Linked DNA regions of Homo sapiens: region 1 is linked to region 2. A link is a loop called in an ENCODE intact Hi-C map of the cell type or tissue named here. Cell type or tissue: pancreas. All regions are shown on one strand. Each heading gives the region's core, and the rest is flanking DNA. Links, peaks and the distances in the headings are about the cores only.

Region 1 (5,378 bases), core at 214-5,213, 93 kb after region 2:
AACAGGCTCAGAGAGGTTTAAATAGGTTATTTATAGTTACCAAGCTTGTTAGTGATAGAGTGGGAATTCAAACTTGCATTTTTCTGACTGCCAAACCTATGCTATTTTTTAGTTTAATTTTTAAATATACTTTCTGATATGGTTTGGCTGTGTCCCCCTCCAAATCTCACCTTGACTTGTAATAGTCTCCACATATCAAAGGTGGGGCCAGGTGGAGATAATTTAATCATGGGGGCGGTTTCTCCCATACTGTTCTTGTGGTAGTAAGTGTCCCAAGATCTGGTGGTTTCATAAATGGGAGTTCCCCTGCACAAGCCCTCTTGCCTGCCGCCATGTTAGACGGGTCTTTGCTCCTCCTTTGCCATCCGCTGTGATTATGAGGCCTCCCCAGCCATGTGAAACTGAGTCCGTTAAACCTCTTTTTCTTTATAAATTACCCAGTCTCCAGTATGTCTTTATTAGCAACATGAGAACAGACCAATACACTTTTTTTATTAGAAGAGTATTTTATATTCTTTATAATAAGTTGAACAATAAAAAGTTAACATATAAAATACATGTTAATTTCTCCCTTCTTCCCTGTAATACCTTCACCACTCCCGTATCACCATTCCCCAGCCCACGCCCCAGTTAACCAGTATTAACACCATATTGTGTAACTTGTCACACTTTTTTTCACTAATACAAAAATATAAGCATACAAAGGCCTTATTTTTCCTTAATTTAATTTAATTTATTTTATTTCTTTTAGAGACCAGGTCTTGCTATGTTCCCAGGCTGGCTTCAAACTCCCAGGCTCAAGGGATCCTTCTACCTTAGCCTTCCCAACAGCAGAAACTACAGGCATGCAACACCACACCTGGCTGTTTTCTCTTTCGTAAAACAAAAACAAGGGCGTGCAATATACATTACTGTGCAACCTGCTTTTTCACGTAAAGAGTATTTCATTGTCATTCCTCCTGGTTGGTACTGTAACTGGAACCACGTTCGGCTGCTTGCTGCTCAAAAGCCAAACAGGAGAGACGAGGGTTGGTGGGAGGAAAAGCAGGTTTAACTGGAGAGCCAACAAACTGAGATACGAAAGTGCTAGTTTATAAATTTTTATAATTTACCATAGGGTTTTTAAAGAGAAGTTTGGTGTGGGAGACATAGAGGAGTGCAGCAGAGTGCAGCTCTGGGCCTTTGTTCTGATGGCTATCTTGGGTCATTGTCTCTCTGGAGGTCTGCTTGGCATTATCCTGACTTTGGCCTGATGGTGGTGACCTAATTGTTCTGACTCCCCCTAAGTGGGAGGATTCCTTACGGAGGATTCCACAGGGGCTTCCTGCATGGTTTCTTTCCAGATTAGCCTCTGGAATTTTTTTTTTTTGAGACAGAGTCTCACTGTGTCACCCAGGCTGGAGTGCAACGGCATGGTCTCTGCTCACTGCAACCTCCGCCTCCTGAATTCAAGCAATTCTCCTGCCTCAGAAGCCTACAGGCGCCCGCCACCACACTCGGCTAATTTTTGTATTTTTAGTAGAGACAGGGTTTCGCTATGTTGGCCAGGCTGGTCTTGAACGCCTGCCCTTGTGATCCGCCCGCCTCGGCCTCTCAAAGTGCTGGGATTACAGGCGTGAGCCACCGCGCCCAGCCAGCTTCTGGAATTTCTTAAGCAACAGCATAATTAGATAAGCATACATTGCCAGAGAGAAGTGTCTACACAGGAAATGAATGACTAGGTAAGAGGGGAGGGAAGGAAGAAAAAGAAAATGTGTGATTTTTAAAACTGAGGTCCTTGGTTACAGTACATATAGATTTAACTGGTTTCATAAATAGCTAGATCATATTCCATAATAGAATATAAATATATACAAATATATTCAATCATTTATCTGCTCTTGGACCTTCAGGTTATTTCCTTTTTTTTTTTTTTGCCACTGTAAGCAGTGTTCCCATAAACATAAACTTTCTTTTTTTTTTTTTTTTTTTTTTTGCGGCAGGGTCTCTGTCACCCAAGCTGTAGTGCAGTGGAGCGATCTAGGTATCTAGGTTCACTACAGCCTCCGCCTCCTGGACTCAAGAGATCCTCCTACCTCAACCTCCTGTGTAGCTGGTACTACCGGTACACACCACCACACTTGGCTAATTTTTTAAAATTTTTATTTTTTGTAGAGATGAGATCTCACTGTGCTGCCCAGGCTGGTCTCGAACTCCTGGACTCAGAGTGATCCCCTGGACTCGGCCTCCCAAAGTGCTGGGATTATAGGCATGAGCCACCTTGCCTGGCCTCATAAACATTTTTGTACATATATTTTTAGGTAATGATACTTTTGTTCCAACAAAATAGTCTAAAAGAGCGATGCATGGGCCAAAAAGTATATACATTTAAAAATTTTCTTCCAGAATACTTTCCAAACAGATTATGGTGCAGTGTAATACCTTCACCAGCAATGTGTAATGATGTCCATTTCCTTACTTTGTAATGATGGAGCTCAGGACATGCTACCCAAAAACATCAGAAGCAGGAAAATCACTCACACCTTCCTCCTGCCCTATTTTCCTGAAGCAAGTCCTGAAACCTCGGAGGGCTATTCTGACCTTCCCCTGCAGCAGGTCATAAGACCCTCATTCGAGAAGTGCCCTCCCTGCACCCAGAGGAAAGGAGCCTCCTTATCTCTGAAGACAAAGGGTCATGGAGGAGAATCTGAACAAGCAGACCTTGCTAAGTTCCCCTCAATTTATTACCATTAGATCATACTTTTTTATATAACCAAACTTCTCCACAGCTATCCACTTCTTCATCAAAACTAGCATTAAAAACACATAGGTTTACTAACTTCTTTGATGGGTACATGGGTTTACCCATTTCTTCAGATTTTTCTGAATGCTCCTATGTCACATAAAATTTATATTCAATGAATGTATATGCTTTTCTCTTATTAATCTGTCTACTGTTTTAGAGACCTCGGCCATGAACCTAAGATGGGAAGGAAAAACACTTCTTTTCCCTTACATTGACAAGAGCTGGATGTTCTCAATATTTCAATTTGTGTCAGACATATTATTGAAAAACTGTATCCTATTTTTTAAAAATTTTCATTTCTCTGATAACTAGTGAATTTGAGTTGCTTTTCATATGTTCATTGTCCATCTGCATTTCCTCTTCTGTGCATTGCCCGTTCAAACCATTTACCTTTTTCTCTGTGGGTTGTTTGTGTTGTGTAGATTCCACATTGCAACTTAAGTGGTCGATGAAAGAATGAGAACTACAACTCAGTCTTCCAACTCCCAGTCCAGGAATTTCTCTACTCTGGCCTCTTCCTGAACTATAATGTGTTTTTGTTGTTGTGCTATATGTTTTATTGTATCTATGCCTACTATGCTATAATGTAAATATAACTAGTTTGTTGAACAAGCTAGAGTCATACTGTTGCAGGCAGGAAACCTTAATTTTTTCCCACCAGTTTCTCTAAAATTCAATTTGCCAAATAGGTCTTCCCTTGCCACTTGATGAAATCTTGGGAAGATCTCATAGGGGTGTTTTTGTTGTTGGTGTTTTTCTTTTGGTCCTCAGAGAATGAAAGTTCTCTAGTCTCTTGTAAGATGTTTCCTTCCCATTTTAGGTTTATGATTGAGGCCTCTAAAACAGAAGACAGATTAACAAGAAAAAAGCATAACACATTTAGGTTGGGCACAGTGGTTCATGCCTGTAATCCCAACACTCTGGGAGGCCGAGGTGGGCAGATCTCTTGAGGTCAGGAGTTCGAGACCAGCCTGGCCAACATGGTGAAACCCTGTCTCTACTAAAAATACAAAAATTAGCTGGGCGTGATAGCATGCACCTGTAATCCCAGCTACTTGGGAGGCTGAGGCAGGAGAATTGCTTGAGCCTGGCAGAGGCAGAGGTTGTAGTGAGCCGAGAACACGCCAGTGCACTCCAGCCTGGGTGACAGAGCAAGACTCTGTCAGGAAAGGAAAGGAGAGGAGAGGAGAGGGGAGGGGAGGGGGCATACAGACATTTATTGAATATAAATTTTATGTGACACAGGAGCCTTCATAAGGAACTGAAGACCCAAAGAAATTGGTAAACCGTGTATTTTTTTATGCTGGTTTTGACAAAGAAGTGGATAGCTGTGGAGAAGTGTTATTATATTAAAAAGTATGATCTAATGGTAATCAACTGAGGGAAACTTAGTTTGCCAGGTGAAGTGGCTCATGCCTATAATCCTAGCACTTGGGAGGACAAGGTGGAAAGATTGCTTTAGCCCAAGAATTTAAGACCAGCCTGGGTAACACAGGGAGACCTGGTCCCTAAAAAAATTTTAAAAATTAGCCATGTGTGGTGGCTCATGACTGTGTTCCAGCTGCTCAGGAAGCTGAAGTGGGAGGATTGCTTGAGCCCAGAAAGAAAGAAAAAAAAAAAAAAAAAAAAAGCAGGCTGGCCATGGTGGCTCACGCCTGTAATCGCAGCACTTTGGTAGGCTGAGGCAGGTGAATCCCCTGAGGTCAGGAGTTCGAGACCAGCCTGGCCAACATTATGAAACCCTGTCTCTACTAAAATAGTACAAAAAAAAATAGTTGGGTGTGATGGCGGGTGCCTGTAATCCCAGCTACTTGGGAGACTGAGGCAGGAGAATCACTTGAACCCGGGAGGCAGAGGTTGCATTGAGCTGAGATTGCACTATTGCACTCCAGCCTGGGCAACAGGAGCGAAACTCCACCTCAGATTAAAAAAAAAATAGCAGAGTATAATCTGTGTGATCACCTAGCCCTGATCTAGCCCTGTGTGATATCAGATCTCCAAGCACATGGAAGTTGATTTGTCCCCTCCCGAAACTGAAAGGAAGCCTGCAGCGGTAGAGCAGGTGTACAAGGCTTATTTCTTGCTCCTTCACCTCCTCCCTATTCCATAGCAGCTGTTTCTGACACCCTCCAGACAGGGTGGATTCAGGTTTTGTGGGGGCTGAAGCTTCCACAATTTGGGCAGCCTCCTTTATATTGGGCAGAATTCTAAGATTATTCCCCGCTCCCTCAATGACCTTTGCACTTGTATAATCTCCCCTTTGAGTGTAGGTGGAACCTGTGAATCTGGTGACATCACTGTTGTCATTCTGTTAAGTGGCAAGAGAGATTATCTTGGGTGGGCCTGACCTAATCAGGGAAGCCCTTTAAAAGAAGATAATTTTCAGCTGGGTGCGGTGGCTCATGCCTGTAATCCCAGCAGTTTGGGAGGCTGAGGTGGGCAGATCATGAGGTCAGGAGATGGAGACCATCCTGGCAAACACGTGAAACCCCGTCTCTACTAAAAATACAAAAAAAAAAAAAAAATTTAGCCGGGCGTGGTGGCAGGTGCCTGTAGTCCCAGCTACTCGGGAGGCTGAGGCAGCAGAATGGCA
Region 2 (5,378 bases), core at 79-5,078:
GGTTTACCTGCCCACAAAAAGAAGACACAAGCACGCCAACTATCTTGTCTCCTGAAATAAAGTCATTATGTACCTGGCATATAGTAAGTGATTATAAATGTTCCTTTCCCTTCTTCTCAGAGATCCTTAGTCTATAATATAGAAAACATTTTTTTTTTTTTTTTTTTTGAGACGGAGTCTCACTCTGTCGCCCAGGCTGCAGTGCAGTGGCGCAATCTCGGCTCACTGCAAGTTCCGCCTCCTGGGTTCACGCCATTCTCCTGCCTCAGCCTCCCCAGTAGCTGGGACTACAGGCGCCCGCCATCACGCCAGGCTAATTTTTTTGTATTTTTAGTAGAGACAGGGTTTCACCATGTTAGCCAGGATGGTCTCGATCTCCTGACTTTGTGATTCGCCCACCTCGGCCTCCCAAAGTGCTGGGATTACAGGCGCCCAGCCAGAAAGAACATCTTAAAACAGACTTGCATCCTTGTCTCTGAAAAACCATATGTAATTCCCTATAAACAAGGCCCCACACTCACTTCCTTTAGGAAGCCTCCATTCAGTGCTCCCCACCTCTCAGCCACACTACACTGCCTTTATCATCACAGCCTTCCCTTCCCCCCAGCACTTACATATAAGGCAATATGTGGCTGTCCTCTTGTTTTTGATAAGGATATCATCAGACCACATGCGTCTGGTCAGCAGGGCTATGTCTCTTACCCCAGTCTGGAGGACTACCCTGAGACTGGGTGTTCTCCTTTCCCAGGGCACTACCTTGAGACTGGCTGGGTATTCCCTTTTTCTAGATTGGCTGGGTGCTCTCCTTCTCTCAATAGTTTCTAGTAGAGATGTTCACTTTAAGGAATTCTCTATGGGCCAAGCATTCAGTCCTCCATCATATGGGTAGAACTGTTAACAAACTAATATGTGACTATTAACCATAAGATCTCTTCCCTGGAAAAGATGATCATTCTGACTATGAAAAATATTCATCAATGGCTCTATGAACACAATCAGCCAGGACTGGGCAGCATTTCATGCAAGGCCTTTGGGGCCTTCTGACATCTAGTACTTGTGCTGCCTTGTCTGGATGGAGGAGGGGAAAAGAACAAGAGCTCACTGAGTTAAGATCCAGGAGATACACGTTCTCATCTACTACCCCATGTGTCAGGCAAGAACTCTGTGGCTGCTGCTTCCCTCGTGTGGGCCAATAGCAAGTAGGAGCAGCATGATGAAATAAATAACTCAAAAAATAATCTAGATAGTTATCACCAATATGGGCCACACCCTGTGATGGGAGTTCGGGGTGGCTCAGATCCAGTGCCTTCGCCCAGGGGCTCTGATACAATGCAGGGGACAAGCAAAGAGCTACTAAGGCTGAAAGGAATAAGTGATGGATACTGATCAGGGCTCAGAGAGTGTCCACAGTGATGGAGGCATTTGAGTTGGACCTTGAAGGGTTTTTAAGAGGCAGAAAAGATGAAGGAAACATGAGCAAAGGCAGAACAAGAAAGTGTGTAAATGTTTAGAAGAATGGAAAGTAGCATAAAGAGGTTGGAGTGTAAGATGTGTGGAAGAATAGTGTAGGATGTGGGGCAGGAGAGAGAGGATCCAGATCATGGGGGGCCTTGAGTGCCACGCTGTAGAGTTGGAACTTTATTCTGTAGCTAGGGAAAAGCCATGGAATGGTATCTTAAAAGAAGATAAAATGGTCAGATCTGTGCCTGGAAAGGATACTCTGGCTGTCATGTGGACTGGAGGGAGCTGGAATTGAGGCAGTGAGCCCAGCTACCAGAGTCTTGAAATAGTTTAGTGTAAGATGCTGAGTCATGAATTGGGGCAGAGAGGATAACAAAGTAGGGAAGTGGGGGTAGAGACAGTCGTAAGACCTGAGGAGGAAATGGCTAAGTGAGGGTTGAAGGAGGAAGGGGCCTCAGGCAATTTCATAGGTAGACAACAAACAAACAGTGTAAGTGTCTTGATGAGCCTACTCTGAAGGAAATAAGTTCCTTTCCCTGGGTGGGCTTTGGTTTCCTCATCTACCAAAAGACATTATCATGGAGTTGTTGTATGGTAGGTATAGAGTTTCAATTTTACAAGATGAGGAGATTCTGGGGATCTGCTGCACAACAAGGTGAATCTAGTTAACACTACTGAGTGTACACTCAAGAATGACTAAGATGGTATATTTTTATGTTTTGTGTGTGTGTGTGTGTGTGTGTGTGTGTGTGTTTTAAGCACAATTTTAAAAAATAGGCCAGCTGTGGTGCCTCACTCCTTTAATCCCGGTACTTTGGGAGGCTGAGGCCAGTGGGTCACCTGAGGTCAGGAGTTCGAGACCAGCCTGGCCAACGTGGAGAAACCCCGTCTCTACTAAAAATACAAAAATTAGCCGGGTACACGCCTGTATTCCCAGCTGCTCAGGAGGCTGAGGCAGGAGAACCGCTTGAACTCAGGAGGTGGAAGTTGCAGTGAGCCGAGATCACACCACTGCACTCCAGCCTGGGCAGGAAAGCAAGACCTCTGTCTCAAAAAACAAACAAACAAACAAACAAAAAACCCCACAAAGAAAGATGATCATCCTTTCCCTCCTCCTTCAAGGCTTGCTATGAGCATATACTTGTATTATGTAGAAGAGGATTAAAAACTTTTTTTTTATTTTCAAGAAGCAAATATGTACACATAGGTTTAAAAAAAAAAAAAAAGAATGGACGCAGCACATACAGTGAAGGTGAAAGCTCCTAGTCGTCCCAAGCTCCATCCCAGGGCAGGGCAGTTACCATTCAGTTTTCTTAGGTATCATTGGAAAGGGGTTTTAACTGACAGGGAGAGGGAGGGAAATCTCAATCTGGAAGACTCACCAGACTGCTGGCAAATCCACTGGCTCTCAGTCAGTTTCAGGAGTCCCTTTGTGGACACACTAAGGCTCCTCCACCCCCGAGCCTCTTCAGGATGTCTCTGGACACATCTGGGATCTCAGTATTGACTTCGGAGCTGGGAAAGCCCAGAGCTAGAAAGCAGGAGAGAAGGCAGAAAAGGAAGGAACCAGACACAAAGCACAAACTTCAGAACCAGGGTGGATTGCCCAAGGCCAGGCCCCAAGGATTATGCAACAGTCCTGCTGTGGGCTCTGACCCCCTCCCATGGCCCCTCCCCTTCCTGCAGCAGCTGGGTCAGGCCAGCCTAGGGTTGCAGTTAAAGGAACTGTGCAGTGACCAAAGGGCCTCTGATTGCTGTCCCCTACCTCCAGACTTACAGTGTCTTCACTGGGTGACTTCATGAGAAACCTGTTTAAAATGTGGACTCCCACTCAGGGACCAGCTGATGGTGCAGCCTAAAACATTCCCTTTCCTAAGGGTTACCTTAGCAAGGTCCTTTTCGAATCCCAAGGGAATTGACATGAGTGGGAGAATGCCAACTGGCAGCTGGGTTGATATTTTACATAGGAACAAATGATGTGTTACCACCCAATCTATTCAGATAGACAGGATATGAACACGGTCACAGAATGAACACTATCTGTAGCATAGCTTTGTTGTGAAAATTAAAGAACATCATGTAGTGCTTGGCACTAGACACTGCACATACGGTGGTTGTTTTTGTAGAGCAAGGCTGGAAGGGCCTTCAGAGCCCATCTAGGCTATATGCCCTCACTTTACGGTGAAGGAAATGGAAACCAGGGGAGTTGTCCCAGCTCAGCTGCTCCTTGTGTGACTTTGGACATAAGACTTCCCTTTTCTGGGCCTCAGCTTCTGTCCGCATCTGTAAAATGAAGGGGTCTCAGTTGGTTCTAACGTCCTGTGATGATACGAATCATGAAACCATGCTGTGAGACCATGGGAAGTTGGAGAGGCTGATGGGAGAGGCATTTTGGGGGCTTTCTAGAGCTTCTCAAATCCCAAGATAGAGAAGGCTGTGGACCTCTTCCTCACAGGTTAAGATGCTTCTGAGCCCTGGGACTGACTGACATCTAATATCCCAGTCGAGCCAAACTGAGAGATTTACTCATTTTTCCTCTTCACAGCTCACCTGCCAGGATGATCTAGCCTGAGGAGGGGATAGACTCTGCAGAAGGTGGGGGAAGGGGACAGTGTGGAGGGTAGGGTGGGCTTTGAGGCAGGGTTCCATGAGGGGAATAAAGATTCATGAGACCTTTCATGCCTCAGGGTCTCTCTGAATAGACTAGGATGTTTGTGCTTCTGACAGGAGGAGGAAAGGGGCCATAGTTCCACATCTCTAGGTGCTGGGTTTGTATGGGAGGGAAGGCTGGGGTGCCAGGGCCTCCTGTCTGCGTTAGGAGAGGCAGAAAGCTGATGAAGGCACAAGTTGGTTCTCTATGGGGCTCTGGGGCTGCCTCTGGGGCTCAAGCTGGGGACTGGCAGTCAGCAACAGGGGAGTTTTGCCACTGTTTCTGAGCTCCTTGGCTTCCCTGTCCAGGAGAGTCCCTGATTACTGAGATCCTTGGATGGGGGAGATGGAGCTCCTGCCCTGGAGAGGTCTTGCCTTGAAATAGAAGATAGGCCAGTGAGGAAGGAAGGTGAGCAGATGGCCAAGCTGAGAGGGACTTTAAGGATCATCTAGAATCTAGATTCCAGGCCAACCCCTCCATTTCGTAGATGAGGAAACTGAGGCTCAGAAGGGAGAAGTGACTAGTCCAAAATGACATGGCCCATAAATGGCAGCACTCAGACAAGAACCCAGGTGTTTGGGCTACTGTTCAGGTGCTCTTTCCACTACAAATGGCAGTGTTTCCTCACACCTAAGCTTCACATCACACCAGACACAGCCTGTTAGTGTCATGGGGCATCATCTCCTCTAACTTCGTCACTATGGCCTTTTCATGCACCACAGATTCTCGCCAATCTTAGTCAATGATCCAGTGAGATGGAGGTTGGTAAGCTTGGGAGGAGGAGTTAGACTTCGTTTATGCTCTCATCTTCCATGCACCCCACTGCTCCAGACCTACTCCTGATTCCCCAGATGAGCCAGGTTCACTCTCTGTTCCTGCTATTTCCCATACATTCACAGGTTCTCACAAACTGCACTTGCCTTACACTTGTCCAACCCCTAACTTGGAAGTTGGGGAATAAAGCTGTGATCTGAGGGATGAACTGGGGATCTTAGTGGGGTTTTCATTCAGGTTGCTCTGGGGAAAAGTGAAACTCTACCCTTGGGTCTTTCTTTCCCGTCACTCCGTTTCAGCTACTCTTTCAGAATGAGCGTCTTCAGTGTCTGGAAATGAAGTACAGAGAGGTAGGTAGAAAAAGTCACATAAAGCAGGTAGGTGATCCAAAGACAGTTCCTGGGGTGCACAGTTTTACCACTGTCCCCTTGGTGGTCTTACCACTCCTGTGGATTGGAGAGCTGGTGGAGTGGGAGAGGAGTTGAAGGAGTAG

Evidence for each region. Peaks named below come from ENCODE experiments on the same cell type or tissue, not always from the same donor. Only the 100,000 strongest peaks of a DNase experiment are listed, where the experiment ranks them.
Region 1: it touches region 2 in a loop (2.4-fold over the local background); 15 of 110 quality-filtered maps call a loop at or near these places.

Annotation. Positions count from the first base shown.
Region 1 is chr11:74,552,032-74,557,409 of GRCh38, forward strand. No RefSeq gene overlaps it. Among named protein-coding and RNA genes, the nearest start is that of POLD3, 38 kb to the right of the region's middle. In pancreas, for the core only: no CTCF peak of the experiment used is centred there; no DNase peak of the experiment used is centred there.
Region 2 is chr11:74,459,112-74,464,489 of GRCh38, forward strand. It overlaps KCNE3 (potassium voltage-gated channel subfamily E regulatory subunit 3), which reads right to left. Exons shown (of 3, transcript NM_005472.5): 2 at 2,844-2,992. Among named protein-coding and RNA genes, the nearest start is that of KCNE3, 5.7 kb to the right of the region's middle. In pancreas, for the core only: no CTCF peak of the experiment used is centred there; a DNase peak (open chromatin) is centred at 3,110; H3K4me3 peaks cover 487 bases; H3K27ac peaks cover 2,326 bases.